Linked DNA regions of Homo sapiens: regions 1 and 2 are each linked to region 3. Evidence: chromatin contacts called from ENCODE Hi-C or POLR2A ChIA-PET data. All regions are on one chromosome and are shown on one strand. Each heading gives the region's core, a stretch centred on a gene start or an enhancer-like site at or near the end of the contact. The rest is flanking DNA. Distances are from core to core; before and after follow the strand shown.

What was found. Hi-C counts contacts between places; a loop is a spot of excess contacts on that map. ChIA-PET counts read pairs that join two places held with the same protein, here RNA polymerase II (POLR2A). Pooled maps may share reads with other maps.
Region 1: a pooled map shows a loop between it and region 3 (6-fold over the local background). The contact joins the promoter of ZNF57 here to the enhancer-like site in region 3. A Hi-C loop is called at or near these places in 3 of 50 pooled maps. POLR2A ChIA-PET finds 5 or more read pairs at or near these places in 3 of 52 experiments (Caco-2, GM10248 and activated CD4-positive, alpha-beta T cell).
Region 2: a loop to region 3 is called in a map of natural killer cell, with 6 times the contacts of the local background. The contact joins two enhancer-like sites. A Hi-C loop is called at or near these places in 1 of 168 maps with a recorded cell type or tissue (natural killer cell), 4 of 37 single-sample maps with no recorded cell type and 6 of 50 pooled maps. POLR2A ChIA-PET finds 5 or more read pairs at or near these places in 4 of 52 experiments (BJ, GM12878, WTC11 and 1 more).

Annotation. Positions count from the first base shown.
Region 1 is chr19:2,898,767-2,903,311 of GRCh38, forward strand. ZNF57 (zinc finger protein 57) reads left to right here and starts at 2,162. Exons shown (of 4, transcript NM_173480.3): 1 at 2,162-2,282. The coding sequence starts at 2,280. RefSeq lists a silencer at 1,550-1,599 and enhancers at 1,779-2,350, 2,210-2,359.
Region 2 is chr19:2,169,463-2,174,243 of GRCh38, forward strand. The region is part of intron 1 of DOT1L (DOT1 like histone lysine methyltransferase); the gene reads left to right. Among named protein-coding and RNA genes, the nearest start is that of DOT1L, 7.9 kb to the left of the region's middle. RefSeq lists enhancers at 1-301, 1-393, 1,584-2,178, 1,724-2,093, 2,179-2,773 and 1 more. Within about 2 kb of position 2,054, at least 15 of the 41 ENCODE cell types and tissues checked have a DNase peak (open chromatin) inside an H3K27ac peak, as active enhancers do; they include GM12878, where a contact is called at or near this core.
Region 3 is chr19:2,596,489-2,601,561 of GRCh38, forward strand. The region is part of intron 2 of GNG7 (G protein subunit gamma 7); the gene reads right to left. Among named protein-coding and RNA genes, the nearest start is that of MIR7850, 32 kb to the right of the region's middle. Within about 2 kb of position 3,048, at least 33 of the 41 ENCODE cell types and tissues checked have a DNase peak (open chromatin) inside an H3K27ac peak, as active enhancers do; they include GM12878, where a contact is called at or near this core.

The DNA.
Region 1 (4,545 bases), core at 912-3,411, 300 kb after region 3:
TCTCAAAAAAAAAAAAACACAAAAAAAACAAGAGAGAGAGATTGAGAGACAGTTAACTGGTTTATCCCAAATTTATTTATTTAATTTTATTTTTAAATTAAATTTAATTTTTTTTTTCAGACAGTATCTCATTCTTTTGCCCAGGCTGGAGTGCAGTGGCAGGATCTCAGCTCACTGCAACCTCCGCCTCCCAGGTTCAAGCGATTCTCCTGCCTCAGCCTCCTGAGTAGCTGGGATTACAGGCACGCGCCACCAGGCCCAGCTAATTTTTGTATTTTAGTAGAGACAGGGTTTCGCCATGTTGGCCAGGCTGGTCTTGAACTCCTGACCTCAGGTGATCCACCCACCTCAGCTTCCCAAAGTGCTGGGATTATAGGTGTGAGCCACCACGCCTGGCCTGGATTTTGTTTTTTTTTTTTTTTTTTGAGACGGAGTCTCCGTCTGTTGCCCAGGCTGGAGTGCAGTGGCGCCATCTCGGCTCACTGCAAGCTCCGTCTCCCGGGTTCAGCCATTCCCCTGCCTCAGCCTCCCGAGTAGCTGGGACTACAGGTGCCCGCCACCACGCCTGGCTAATTTTTTTGTATTTTTAGTAGAGATGGTTTCACCGTGTTAGCCAGGATGGTCTCGATCTCCTGACCTCGTGATCCACCCGCCTCGGCCTCCCAAAGTGCTGAGATTACAGGCTTGGGCCACCATGCCCGGCCCCGGATTTCTTGATCTAAAGAATGTCCGCCGGGCGCGGTAGCTCACGCCTCTAATTCCAGCACTTTGGGAGGCCGAGGCAGGCGGATCACGAGGTCAGGAGTTCAAGACCAGCTTGGCCAACATAGTGAAACCCCCGTCTCTACTAAAAATACAAAAATTAGCCGGACGTGGTGGCAGGCGCCTGTAATCTCAGCTACTCGGGAGGCTGAGGCAGGAGAATCGCTTTAACCCTGAAGGCGGAGGTTGCAGTGAGCCGAGATCACGCCACTGCACTCCAGCCGGGGCGACAGTGTGAGACTCCGTCTCAAAATAAAAAAATAAATAAAACAAAAAACAATGTCCAACAAAAAAACAAATCCAGCGAGGCCAGACAGGATAGGGGCTCCCTGGGGTCCGCCCATTTTCGGGATCAGGTGACTCGAGGTTTGGTCCTTATTTTAGTGCAGGCTCAGATGTCGGGGGCGAGCCAAAGTGCAGGGGCCTGTGGGAAGGACAGGAGGCTGGGAAACGTTTGGGTAAAAAAATCAGGACACTGGCCGTGCGCGGTGGCTCACGCCTGTAATCCCAGCACTTTGGGAGGCCGAGGCGGGCCGATCACGAGGTCAGGAGATCGAGACCATCCTGGCTAACACGGTGAAACCTCGTCTCTACTAAAAATACAAAAAAATTAGCCGGCGTGGTGGCGGGTGCCTGTGTCCCAGCTACTCGGGAGGCTGAGGTAGGAGAATGGCCTGAACCCGGGAGGCGGAGCTTGCAGTGAGCCGAGATGGCGCCACTGCACTCCAGCCTGGGCGACAGAGCGAGACTCCACCTCAAAAAAAAAAAAAAAAAAAAAAAAAAAAATCAGGACACTGACAGCACGTGCTCCAGCACGGGGCAGGGCCTCCATGGGGTCCGCGCCCACGCGGGGCAGCGCGGTGACGTCACGGCTGAGGACCCCGCCCCACGAAGGGCTCACCCCACGCGACCCACGCCGCTCGCTCGCCCCTCCCCTCCACGCAGCACTCCGGCTGCTCCGTGGGGAAACTGAGTCTGGACTTCTCGTGCCCGTTCGGGAGAAGGACGCGGGAGGCGCGGCCGAGCTGCGGGGAGAGGTTGGGCTCACCCCGGGCCAGAGCGAGTTCGCGCAAACGGGAGTGTCCACCGCTGGCGGGTCAGCCACTAGCGTTGGCTACGCGCCGGTCACTCGGGCGACAGGAGGCGGGGCGGCGCGGAAGTTATCTTCCAATCAGGTGCTCCGGGGGCGGGTCCGGAAAACTGTCCAATCAAGGCACGGGGCGGACACCGGGAAGCGGATTGCAGGTTTGCAGTAGTGTCCAATCGAAGGCCCCAGGGGTGAAGGGGGCGTGTCCAAAACGCTGTCCGCTCAGAGCGTTGAAAGGGCGGGGGCTTAGAGATTGTCCAATCAGGGCGCCGCTTCCTGAGCTCCGAGGCCCCGAGGGCGGGACGTTTCGTCCTCCCTGCCGCGCGTGCCCTGCCTACCACGAGCGGCCCGGGAGTACCTGTACCTTTCAGCTGCGCCGGCCGCGAGGCCACGGAGAGCTCGCCTTGGAGAGCCCAGGAGCAGGGGAGACATGGTGAGTGCGAGGCAGGAGCAGAGCCAGGGGACGGTCGGAGCGACGGGAACCGGCTGGAACCAGAGTCCGCCGAAGTCTGCGGCCGGGATTGGCTGAGGGACGCGCGGGGCGGCGCAGGACTAGCACCTGGGACCCGGGGACGCCATCACAGCGGCCGGGCTGGAGGACTGGGGGCAGTTTGGGGGGACGGAAGGGGCGGCAAGGAGCTTGGGGGTAACTTAGGGGGAGGCCTGGGCAGGAGGGGGGCTGGAGGTAGTTTGGGGGGACGGTAGGGGCGGTCAGGGGTCAGGGACCAGTTTGGGGGGACGGCAAGGGACGGTCAGCAGGTTGGGGATGTTACGCGTGTCCGTATAAGAGGTCACCTGAGCAGGCTTAGTGTGAGCCACAAGGCTGTTTACTCACTTGGGTGCAAGTGGGCTGAGTCTGAGAAAGGACTCAGCAAAGGGTGATGGGATTATTATTGGTTTTATTTTTTTATTTTTTTTATTTTTGGGACGGAGTCCCGCTCTGTCGCCAGGCTGGAGTGCAGTGGCGTGATCTCGGCTCACTGCAACTTCCGCCTCCCGGGTTCAAGCGATTCTCCTGCCTCAGCCTCCGGAGTAGCTGAGATTACAGGCGCCCGCCCTCACGCCCGGCTAATTTTTGTTTTTAGTAGAGACAGGGTTTCACCATGTTGGCCAGAATGGTCTCGATCTCTTGACCTTGTGATCCGCCCGCCTCGGCCTCCCAAAGTGCTGGGATTACAGGCGTGAGCCACCGCGCCCGGCAATCATTAGTCCTTATAGGTTTGGGACAGGCATCGGAGTTAGGAGCAGTTTTTTTGAGGACAGTTGGTGGGTGTTACAAAGTACATTCTCAAGGGCGGCGACGATGTTTCAAAGTACATTCACAAGGGCTTGGGGGATGTATTGTCACAAGGGCTGGGAGGAATATTACAAAGTACCTTCACAAGGGCGCGAGCGTGTATTGTCACAAGGGCGGGGTACATTCACAAGGGCGAGGAGGACGTATCGTACAAAGTACATTCACAAGGGCGGGGGAATATCACAAAGTACATTATCACAAGGGCGGGGGGCTTGACCATGGTGCGGCCAGCTCAGAGAACCTTACAGGGGACAGCTTGGGGGGATGGCAAGGGACGGCCTGGGGGTCAGAGGCAGTTTGGGGGACGACCTCAGCGGTGGGAGTTAGCTGCCCTGGGGGTTTTGTTGCAGGGTATCACTAATGCTGTGAAAGCTTTATTCGGGCAGCCGGTGTCAGTAAATGTACTGTACTGTTCTCCTGTTTGGCTTTTTTCTTCTCCTTAGTGACAATAGGAAAATGTTCAAGTGTGTTTTCTGCCTTCTGGTCCGTCAGGATAACACCTGTTTATCGTGGGGTACAGGCTAAGCATGGCCTAAGGAAGTCTCTCAGGAATATTCTGTCTCCCACCAGAATTGTAGAGAAAGTGTGCGCAGTTCCACATCTTATAGCAGCTAGAGATGGATTAAAATGTTCATAAAAATAGTAGTTTTTCAAATGCCAAAGCAATCAGACAAAAAATAATAGTTATTCTTCCATACAAGGTGCAGAGTTTGCGACAGTGTGTGATCGTGTTCCATTTCAGTTCAGCTAGACATGAGATTAATGCAAATTCTGCAAAAACCTGTAAAACTGAGGCGTGTTCCATTCTGGTTAGTTTCCAGTTTGTCACCAGGAGTATTGCTTCACTGATCCATCATCTGTTTGCTGACTGGGAAAAGCAGTTTCTGGCCATGTAAAGTCATAAAGACTGCCTTGGAACTCCCTTCCCCCACTTACACAAGGGGTGGAAAGCACTGATTCTGCTGCATTCTCACTCTACGGGATGAGGGTCTTTGTGGCATTTAAAGTGTAGCACCTGGAGCAGGGAGGTGAGCCCCAAGACCGGTGACTCCAGCTGAGCCCACAGTTGAGCCTGCACTGGAGGCCGCTGAGGGTGCAGCGGGGTCTGGCTGGGCAGCCTCCACTTGCTCAGTCCTCCTGCCTCGTAGAACAGCCGCAGCGGGAACTGTTCATGCTGATTGAGGCTGCTGAGCATGGGAAAGACGATTGTCCTGGAGATGTGCTTGTGGGCGTTTTAGCCTTTCTGAGGTTGCACCTGTGCTGTCTTGGAGCCGTTTCTAAGCAGTGGGTTTAGTTTATGCTTTAAGTGTTGTTTTTCTTTTTTGGAGACACTGTGTCTCCCAGGCTGGAGTACAGTGGCGTGATCTCCACACATTGTATCATCCGCCTCCCGGGTTCA
Region 2 (4,781 bases), core at 804-3,303, 430 kb before region 3:
TGCAGATGATACAGGGACACTCCAGCCTAGCCTCTGAGGAGAGTTTTTTTTGAGACGGACTCGCTCTGTCTCCCAGGCTGGAGTGCAGTGGCCCAATCTCGGCTCACTGCAGCCTCCGCCTCCTGGGTTCAAGTGATTCTCCTGCCTCAGCCTCCCGAGTAGCTGGGATTACAGGTGTGAGCCACCACGCCCAGCTCTTTTTTTCCTTTAAAAATCTGCTTGTTATCTGCTGCTCATCAGAGTGTATATTTGGGGTAATTCGAGCCTGTGCTCCCAGGTTGCAGTCCTCAAATGTGGCCCAAATAAATGCTCCACTTATATTAATTTTGCTCCAGTTCCTTTCCTTTAGCTCGACAGTGTGAATCTACAATTATCTTAAAATAAAAAGTTTAATTAAAAAAAACACACGGTTGCCCAGGCACGGTGGCTCATGCCTGTAATCCCGGCACTTTGGGAGGCCAAGGCGGGCAGATCACCTGCGGTCAGGAGTTCGAGACCAGCTTGGCCAACATGACGAAACCCCGTATTTACCAAAAATACAAAAATTAGCTGGGCGTGGTGGCGGTTGCCTATAATCCGGAGAATTGCTTGAACCCGAGAGGGGGAGGCTGCAGTGAGCTGAGATCATGCCATTACACTCCAGACTGGTCGACAGAGTGAGACTCTGTCTCAAACAAACAGACAAAATTAGATAAAGGAAAAAAGAATTTTTGTTCAAGTAATATTGGCCATTGATGGCTGCAAATCACTCTTGGTGTTACAGATTCCAGGAACAGGAAGATAGTGTCCGAGACCAGGATGCAGGAACAGATAGATGCCTTTCCACGCTTGCCCCTGGTGTGGTTGGGAGGCGTGACTGAAATCCTTGCTCTTGTCTCTCTGGACCTGATGCATTTTGCATGCCTCACTGGGCACGGACTGCTTGGAGCTGTTTTTATCTTCCAGCAGTGTGAGGTGTAGGAAGGACCCAACACGGTTCCTCCTGTGCTCTCCGCAGTCAACACAGAGGAGTTGCGGAACCAGATACGGGTACCCGGGGATTCATCAGTTCTGTGTTTCCTACTGGGCAGCCCCGATTCAACTCACTTCCAGCATGTCTACCTCGACACAGGCTCAGATCCCACGGGGTAAGGGCTCAGTCCCCAAGACTCCCCCACTTTCCATGCCAGTTAGAGGCCTCACGTTGTGACCTGTGCTTCTGAGTGACCGGTCGGCTGTAAATCCAGGTTCCCGTCACCCTTACCTCGGCTTGATTACATTGCCTCAGTGGCTCACAGAACTCCCGAGAAACACTTAGGTCCTTTGGTTAATGATAAAGGACGATCTGTGGGATGCCCATGAATACTGAGAAATGGATCCTCAGGGCAAGGCATGGGGGAAGGGCCCACTCCCTCCAGGAGTCTCCCGGAACGTGTGTCTCCCGGGACCTGTCCCCCTCCAGGAGTCTCCTGGAACCTGTCCCCCTCCAAGAGTCTCCCAGAACCTGTCCTTTAGAGTGTTGTTTCTCTCATTATTTTTGGGATAGGGTCTTGCTTTGTCACCCAGGCTGGAGTGCAGTGGCTCGATATCTGCTGACTGCATTCTCCGCCTCCCAGGCTGAAAGGATTCTCTTCCTTCAGCCTCCTGAGTAGCTGGGATTACAGGCATGAGCCACCACGCCTGGCTAAATTTTGTATTTTTTGGTGGGGCCTTGCTGTGTTGCCCCAGGCTAGTGGTAACTTTGATAAGCTTTGGGCCTCAGCCTCAGGCTGTGTGGTGGGGTCTAAGGTACAGCAGGGGCCCCAGAGGAGTCCTCCAGGGGAAGGACTGCGAGAATGCTGTGGCACTGGCAGAGCCTTTTACCTGGAGGATCCCTGCATTGAGCCCTTCTGGTCCCGAATTGTACTGAGCCCTCTTCTTCCTGCCTGTAGGCTGAAAGAATGAATTCCTGGCCCTGGAAGGTTCAAACAGCAGTTCTCAGGGGTGGAGGTGGCTCTGCCCCCAGGGGACACCTGGTGGCGTCTAGAGACCTTTGCGGTTGTCACCACCGGGGTGGGGGAAGCCCAAGGATGCTGCTCATCACTCACAGAGCTTGGGGCAGCCCCACCACCGAGGGCGGGCCAGGAGACGCCAAGAGCTGTGCCTTTCATCGCCTGGGGTCCCGGGCACCGACCGCCGCCGGGTGTCGCTCCGTGTTCGTGTACATGCCTTCTCCTGGGGGTAGCCCTGCTTTTATTTCCTGAGTGCTTCCTGGGACCATGCATGTCCGGCAGGCCCTGGCCAAGATCCAGGCTTGCTGCGTGCAGTCCCCGCCCACTGTGTCCCCCTGAGGGAAGGACCTGAGGTGAAGTTAGCGTAATGGGAGTGTATTTGGGCCTCGTTTGCGGGCTGCAGCTCTGGAGACACAGATTCAAGTGCCCAGAATGTATGCGCGGCAGTTACAAGTGGGGCTTCCTGGAGAAAAGAAGGGGCGGCTTTTGCATTGGAATCACAGAAGTGATTGCCCGGCTCCACGTCCTTCCTGGTATCTCAGACTCCAGGGACGTGAAGATAACAGATGGTCACATTGTGCAAATAGTGATAACCTTGTAGGTAATTCATCAGCTAGTGTGGAAACCCCAGGGGAGGAAAGAAGGCCCTGGGAGGGAGTGACTGAAACTCACTTGGAGGCTCTCTGGGCCTGTGGAGTTCTGCACAGCATGCAGCTCCCACTCCTCGGACGCACTTTTCTTTTTTGTTTTCTTTTCTTTCCTTTTTTTTTTTTTTGAGACGGAGTCTCGCTCTGTGGCCCAGGCTGGAGTGCAGTGGCGCGATCTCTGCTCACTGCAAGCTCCGCCTTCAGGGTTCAAGTGATTCCCCTGCCTCAGCCTCCCGAGTAGCTGGGACTACAGGCGCCCGCCGCCACGCCCAGCTAATTTTTTGTATTTTTAGCAGAGATGGGGTTTCACCATGTTAGCCAGGATGGTCTCGATCTCCTGACCTCATGATCCACCCGCCTTGGGCTCCCAAAGTGCTGGGATCACAGGTGTGAGCCACCGTGCCCGGCCAGCCACTTTTCTTTCTTTCTTTTTTTTTTTTTGAAGACAGAGTCTCACTCTTTTTACTCAGGCTGGAGTGCAGTGGCGCCATCTCGGCTTACTGAAACCTCCGCCTCCTGGGTTCAAGCCATTCTCCTGCCTCAGCCTCCCGAGTAGCTGGGATTACAGATGTGTGCCACCAGGCCCAGCTAGTTTTTGTATTTTTAGTGGAGACGGGGTTTCACCATGTTAATCAGGCTGGTCTCAAACTCCTGACCTCGTGGTCTGCCTGCCCTGCCTCCCAAAGTGCTGGGATTACAGGCGTGAGCCACTGCGCCTGGCAATATTTTTCCTCTTTTTTTTGAAATAACATCCTTGTTGTGACAGTTCACGTATCATAAAGTTCACCTGTTTTAGGCTGGACGTGAGAATGGCATGAACCCAGGAGGCGGAGCTTGCAGTGAGCTGAGATCGTGCCACTGCACTCCAGCCTGGGCAACTGCGCGAGACTCCATCTCAAAAAAAAAAAAAAAGTTCACCCGTTTTAAGTGTACATTTCAGTGTGTTTTAGTATATTCACAGATTGTGCAGTCGTCACCATTGTCTAATTCCAGAACGTTCTAATCACCCCAAAAGGAAACGCTGCCGCCTCAGCAGTCAGTGCTGGTCTCCCCTAGCGTCCTGGAGCGTTTTTCCCTGCATGGAGGCCCACGAGTCCCGCGCTTTCCTCCTTCCCTGTCACGCTGTGGCTTTAGGAGGCCCACGAGTCCCGCGCTTTCCTCCTTCCCTGTCACGCTGTGGCTTTGGCCTCAGGCTAGAGGGTCGGTGTCTGTCAGCCTGTGCTCAGACGAGGGCGAGGAGAGTTCTGGTCAGCGCGTCCAGCCTCCCTCCTGTGTTGCTTTGCTGCTGGAAAAAGAGGGTCCTGATGCAGACCCCAAGAGAGGAGAGAACTCGAGGTGAGCCGCGGATCACAGTGAGAGCAGCCACCAAGCCGCTTCCTTACACAGCGGGCCTCCCTGACAGAGCAGGGCGTCCTCGGGGAGCAGGCAGAGGGTGCCTGCTCTTCCTTAGCGCCTCCGTCTGTGAGAAACGGCCAGGGTTGCGAGTAAACCTGGAACGTGCAGACACTCACTGGAGGCCAGCCGGGTGGTGCCATCCGACCACCCTTCAAGCCCAGCCTGCTCACCGGCCCTCTCAGTACAGCGGGCACGGGTTCTGCGGGCTGCCCGGAAGACCTCCCCCAGACCCATAGATGCTCTGTGTCCTTGGTGGGCAGCTCATAAGTGTGAACCTTCCCGGTACCTTGCGAGTGCCTCACTACGCACTTCAAGACGGGGTCGCTCCGGTTGTGTTTTATGAAACCAGAGGCCTGGTGAGCTGAGCTTCCTCTCACAGCTTCACAGCAGCCTGTGTGGGTGGCCTCAGCCCTCCTGAGCCCCTCCAGTGTCGAGTTGCTTTGACTGTTTCCAGGGAACTCCTTTGGTTGTTGCGTAGCTTGGGCTGTTTGTTTGTTTGTTTGAGACAAACTCTGTCACCCGGGCTGGAGTATTGGAGTTTAGTGGCGTGATCATAACAGTGCAACCTTGAACTCCTGGCTCAAGCGATCCTTCCACCTCAGCCTCCTAAAGTGCTAGCACTACAGGCGTGCACAGCTGTGCCCAGCCAGCTGGGGCTGTTGCACATGGGCTAGTTATTATCAAGTCAGCTGAAGCCTTGTCAGCCATCCTTGGTCTGAGCTCTCCCTGGCTCTCGGGCAGCACCGTCTTCCTCCTGTGGAGGTCTGAG
Region 3 (5,073 bases), core at 1,798-4,297:
AGACCCCGTCTCAATTAAAATTAAAAAAAAATTAAGCAGGTGTAGTGATATCCACCTGTGGTCCCAGCTACTCAGGAGGTTGAGGTGGGAGGATCGCTTGAGTCCAAGAGGTTGAGGCTGTAGTGAGCCATGATTATGCCACTGCACTCCAGCCTGGGTGACAAAGTGAGACCCTGTCCCCCCCCCAAAAAAAAAAGTGGGCAAATATCGACCCAGTTGTTCTCCTTTCACGTTCTGCACTGATGATCAGTTCCCATCCACCCCACACTGTTAACAGTGGTTAATTCTGGGGAGTGAGATTTGTGATGAAGATGTCTCCATTCTCACTCCTGCAGTACGAGACTTCTTTACAAATATATTCTCAACAGGGTGAACATCAATTCTTGGGGAGATGAAAACAAATTTTACTTTTTTTATGGATTAAGCCCAGAAAACAGAACATAAACAGATACACAGTCTATCTATGATATTGAAATTTCACAGGTATAGGCTGGGCTCGGTGGCTCACACCTGCAATCCCAGCACTTTTGGAGGCTGAGGTGGGAAGATCACTTGAGGCCAGGAGTTCAAGATCATCCTGGACAACATAGCAAGACCCAATCTCTAGAAAGAATAAAAATTTAAAAATTATCCAGGCATGGTGGTGTGCACCTGTTATCCCAGCTTTGGTGACTGAGGCGGGAGGATTGCTTGAGCCTGGGAGTTGGAAGCTGCTGCAGGGAGCTGAGATGGCGTTACTGCACTCCAGCTTGAGTGACAGAGAAAGAAGATCCTGTCTCTAAGATAAAAACAAACAAAAACTCCATTATATAATAATGCTACTTGGGGCCAGTCACAGTGGCTCACGCCTGTAATCCTAACACTGTGGGAGGCCGAGGCAGGCGGATCACCTAAGGTCAGGAGTTTGAGACCAGCCTGGCCAACATGGTGAAACCCCGTGTCTACTAAAAATACAAAAATTAGCTGGGCGTGGTGGCGGGCACCTGTAATCTTAGCTACTCAGGAGGCTGAGGCAGGAGAATCGCTTGAACCCAGGAGGTGGAGGTTGCAGTGAGCCGAGATCACGCCACTGCACTCCAGCCTGGGTGACAAGAGCAAAACTCCTTCTCAAAAATAATAATAATAAGGCCGAGTGTGGTGGCTCACACCTGTAATCCCAGCACTTTGGGAGGCCGAGGTGGGTGGATCACGAGGTCAGCAGATCGAGACCATCCTGGCTAACACGGTGAAACCCCGTCTCTACTAAAAATACAAAAAATTAGCCAGGCGTGGTGGCGGGCGCCTGTAGTGCCAGCTACTCGGGAGGCTGAGGCAGGAGAATGGCGTGAACCCAGGAGGCAGAGCTTGCAGTGAGCCGAGATTGCGCCACTGCACTCCAGCCTGGGCAACAGAGTGAGACTCTGTTTCAAAAAAAAAAAAAAAAAAGAAATTAAATTTAGAAAGGTAAAAAGCAGCTCAGGACTGCCAATGTACAATGCGCTCCATATTGCTGTACGTATCTATGTGAGTGTGCATGTGTAGGAAAAGTCTAGGGAGTTTCAGTGGTTAGACGACAATGACCAGGACAACTGTGTGAGCAGCACCTGTGTGGCACTGAGTCATCTCAGGCTCTCCACTCGGCTCTGTCCATCAACGACCGAATCCAGCTCTCACGGCGACTCTACGCTGCATGCTTGTTACTCTACTACAGAGGAGGAAGCAACGCTTACGAAAACCAAGGACCAAAAGAACTCACAATCAAAACTAGTGGGCGGCCGGGCGCGGTGGCTCATATCTGTTAATCCCAGCACTTTGGGAGGCCAAGGTGGGCGGATCACCTGAGGTCAGGAGTTCGAGACCAGCCTGGCCAACATGGTGAAACCACATCTCTACTGAAAATACAGAATTGGCCGGGCGTGGTGGCTCACGCCTGTACTCCCAGCACTTTGGGAGGCCGAGGCGGGCGGATCACGAGGTCAGGAGATCGAGACCATCCTGGCTAACACGGTGAAACCCCATCTCTACTAAAAATACAAAAAATTAGCTGGGTGTGGTGGCGGGCGCCTGTAGTCCCAGCTACTCGGGAGGCTGAGGCAGGAGAATGGTGTGAACCCAGGAGGCAGAGCTTGCAGTGAGCTGAGATCGCGCCACTGCACTCCAGCCTGAGCGACAGAGCGAGACTCCGTCTCAAAAAAAATGAAAAGTAATAAAATAATAATAATAATAATAATAATAATAATAATAATAATAATAATAATGCTACTTGGGCATCTTCCGTCAAAAGAATCAGACATCGGGTGCATTTAAATCTCTTGCCACCGTTATTCTTTCTAAGGAGCCACTAGGAAAAGGATGTCTCAAAAGAAGGTGATCACGGAAAAAGAAAGCTTATGAAACACTGACTTCTGTAATCACGTTTTCAGTTGAAAGAAATGGAAACTGATCTAACTTCCAGCTCACCTCAAGCTGGAAAGAAGTCTAGTTTCTAGAAGCATCTCCAAAATTGGAAAGTGAAGTTTCTAGCATACAGTTCCACCGAGGGCCCATGATGAAGAGGGGGAGAGGCGGGCACGAGGCGAAGCGGGTGCCCCGCGCTCGGCTGGAAAAAGCCAATGTCACCGGGCTGTGCTATTTGCTTGTGGGAGGGACGCCTGGGGTGGGGGCGTGCCGCTGGTTGCTCCGCCGCAGACACCACGTGGTGCTTTTTGAACTGATCAGAGCCCCAGCCTGCCTGCTTTGCTGTCCCGGGCTGACCTCCGAAAACACCGCACTTTCCCCTCGCTGACTTGGTAGATGTCTGTCTGTCTGCTTGAGTATCTCGAAGATCTGAGGTTTCCATTCCAGCAGAATAAATACTAGGAGGGCCCACCCCTTCCTCCTCCCAGCCGAGGCTGGATGAATCCAAATAAACCCAGCTGGTGGGGAAGAGCATTTCTAGGACTTCGGCGGGAGAAAGCACCGCCCACCCGGGTGGGTTTCCAGGAGGTGGAGGTGCGGACCTGGGAGGGGGGCCCTCGGGCAGCCCTGCCATGCAGCCGCGTCACTCCGCCTGCCTGATGTCACAGGAGCTGGGGGAGTTTGGGTATTTCATGAAGCTGTTGAGTTATTGTGGCTTTGGTTTGTGACACCGGCGTTCAGGCACGGCCTAAAGGCAACATCAAAGACGGTGCATGAAAACCGGGGGTTAGGCCGGGCGCGGTGGCTCACGCCTGTAATCCCAGCACTTTGGGAGACCGAGGCAGGCGGATCACCTGCGGTCAGGAGTTCGAGACCAGCCTGGGCAATACGGCGAAACCCCGTCTCTACTAAAAATACAAAAATTAGCCGGGGGTGGTGGTGCTGGCCTGTGATCCCAGCTACTCAGGAGGCTGAGGCAGGAGAATCGCTTGAGCCCTGGAGGTGGAGGTTGCAGAGAGCTGAGATGGCGCCACCGCACTCCAGCCTGGGCAACAGAGCAAGACTCCATCTCAAAAAAAAAAAAAAATTAGATTGTGGTAATGGTTACACAACTCTGGATATTCTAAAAACCACTGAATTGTACACTTTAAAAAGTGAATTCTATGGCATGTAAAAATCTCAATAAAGCTGTCATATAAAATAAATATATATAAATATGATGCCAAAATATATACATAAATATGGTAATAAAAAATTAAGGCCCTTAAACAGCTTGTGTTTATGTAGATTTTAGCTATACTCCTGTTACAAGTTAACATAATCCCATTAAATATTTTTTTAAACCATATATTTTATATTAGGAGGATGACACGTTTAAGTGAAAAGTAACTATTTTTCAAAAAAAAAAAACATTGAGGGGAAATAGTGGCATTGTTTTACATTTTTGCAAATTTCTTTCATGTCTGGCTTAATAGAAGACAGCTGGATTCTTGTATAAGCCTCTGAGTTCAATCCACTGTGATATCAAACGTCATGCAACCTCTGAAAACTCCACCATCTGTGTGGGAGAGACTGGGAGGAAGGAGACCCAGAGTATCTTGGCATTTTTTTTTTTTTTTTTTTGTGAGATGGAGTCTCGCTCTGTCACCCAGGCTGGAGTGCAGTGGCGCAATCTCAGCTCACTTCAACCTCCGCCTCCTGGGTTCAAGTGATTCTCCTGCCTCAGCCTCCCAAGTAGCTGGGATTACAGGCGCCACCACCACACCTGGCTAATTTTTTTTTTTAATTTTTAGTAGAGACAGGGTTTCACCATGTTGGCCAGGCTGGTCTCGAACTCCTGAGCTCAGGTGATCCACCCACCTTGACCTCTCAAAGCGCTGGGATTACAGGTGTGAGCCACAGTGCCTGGCTTCTATCTTAGCAGTTTTGACCTAGTGGTCCCCCACCAAAAGGGTCTCAGAGACCAACCCCTGGGTGTCCCTGGACCACACTTTGAGAACTCCAATACACAGGTATTCTCTCTACTTCACAGAAGAGAAAATGCGATCCAAGATGGTAATAAACCTGCTCAAGTCCTCAAAGCTGAAAAGTACGGCTGAAGGAGAATAAAAAAGAGAAACATAAAGCAGTTGTGGTGGTGTGTGCCTGTGCTCCCAGCTACTTGGGAGGCTGAAGTGGTAGGATCGCTTGAGCCCGGGAGTTTGAGGCTGCAGTGAGCTAGGATCACGCCACTACACTCCAGCCTGGGTGACAAGGAGAGACCTCCCCCCCGCCACCATCTCCAAAAACAAATTATTACTTATGTAAAAAATAGAACTAAGGAAGGTTTGCTTGACTCCAAAGCTGTGTTCTTTGCATCCATTCTAGTTCCATCCAGATGGCCCGGGGTACAGCTGGGATGCCTGTTGTCCCTAAAAACCATGGGGCACAAGTAGGTAAACCCTAGAGTAGGTAACTCCTCAATTCAGCTCAACCACTATCTGACCAGCCTCCAGTTACCAGGCAGTGTGTTTCCCCAGCCATGTGGACTCAGTCCTGCCACGGCGCGGCTCGTGCCTATTGCAGATACATGTACATGCTTGCAATATACGTGTCTGTCTCCCCTGCTCTACAATGAGCTCCCCAGGAACAAGGACTGGGCAATTTTTTTTGGCTTCCTGTCTCCACTGTTTGGCAGCAGGAAAAGAGAGGTGCCTG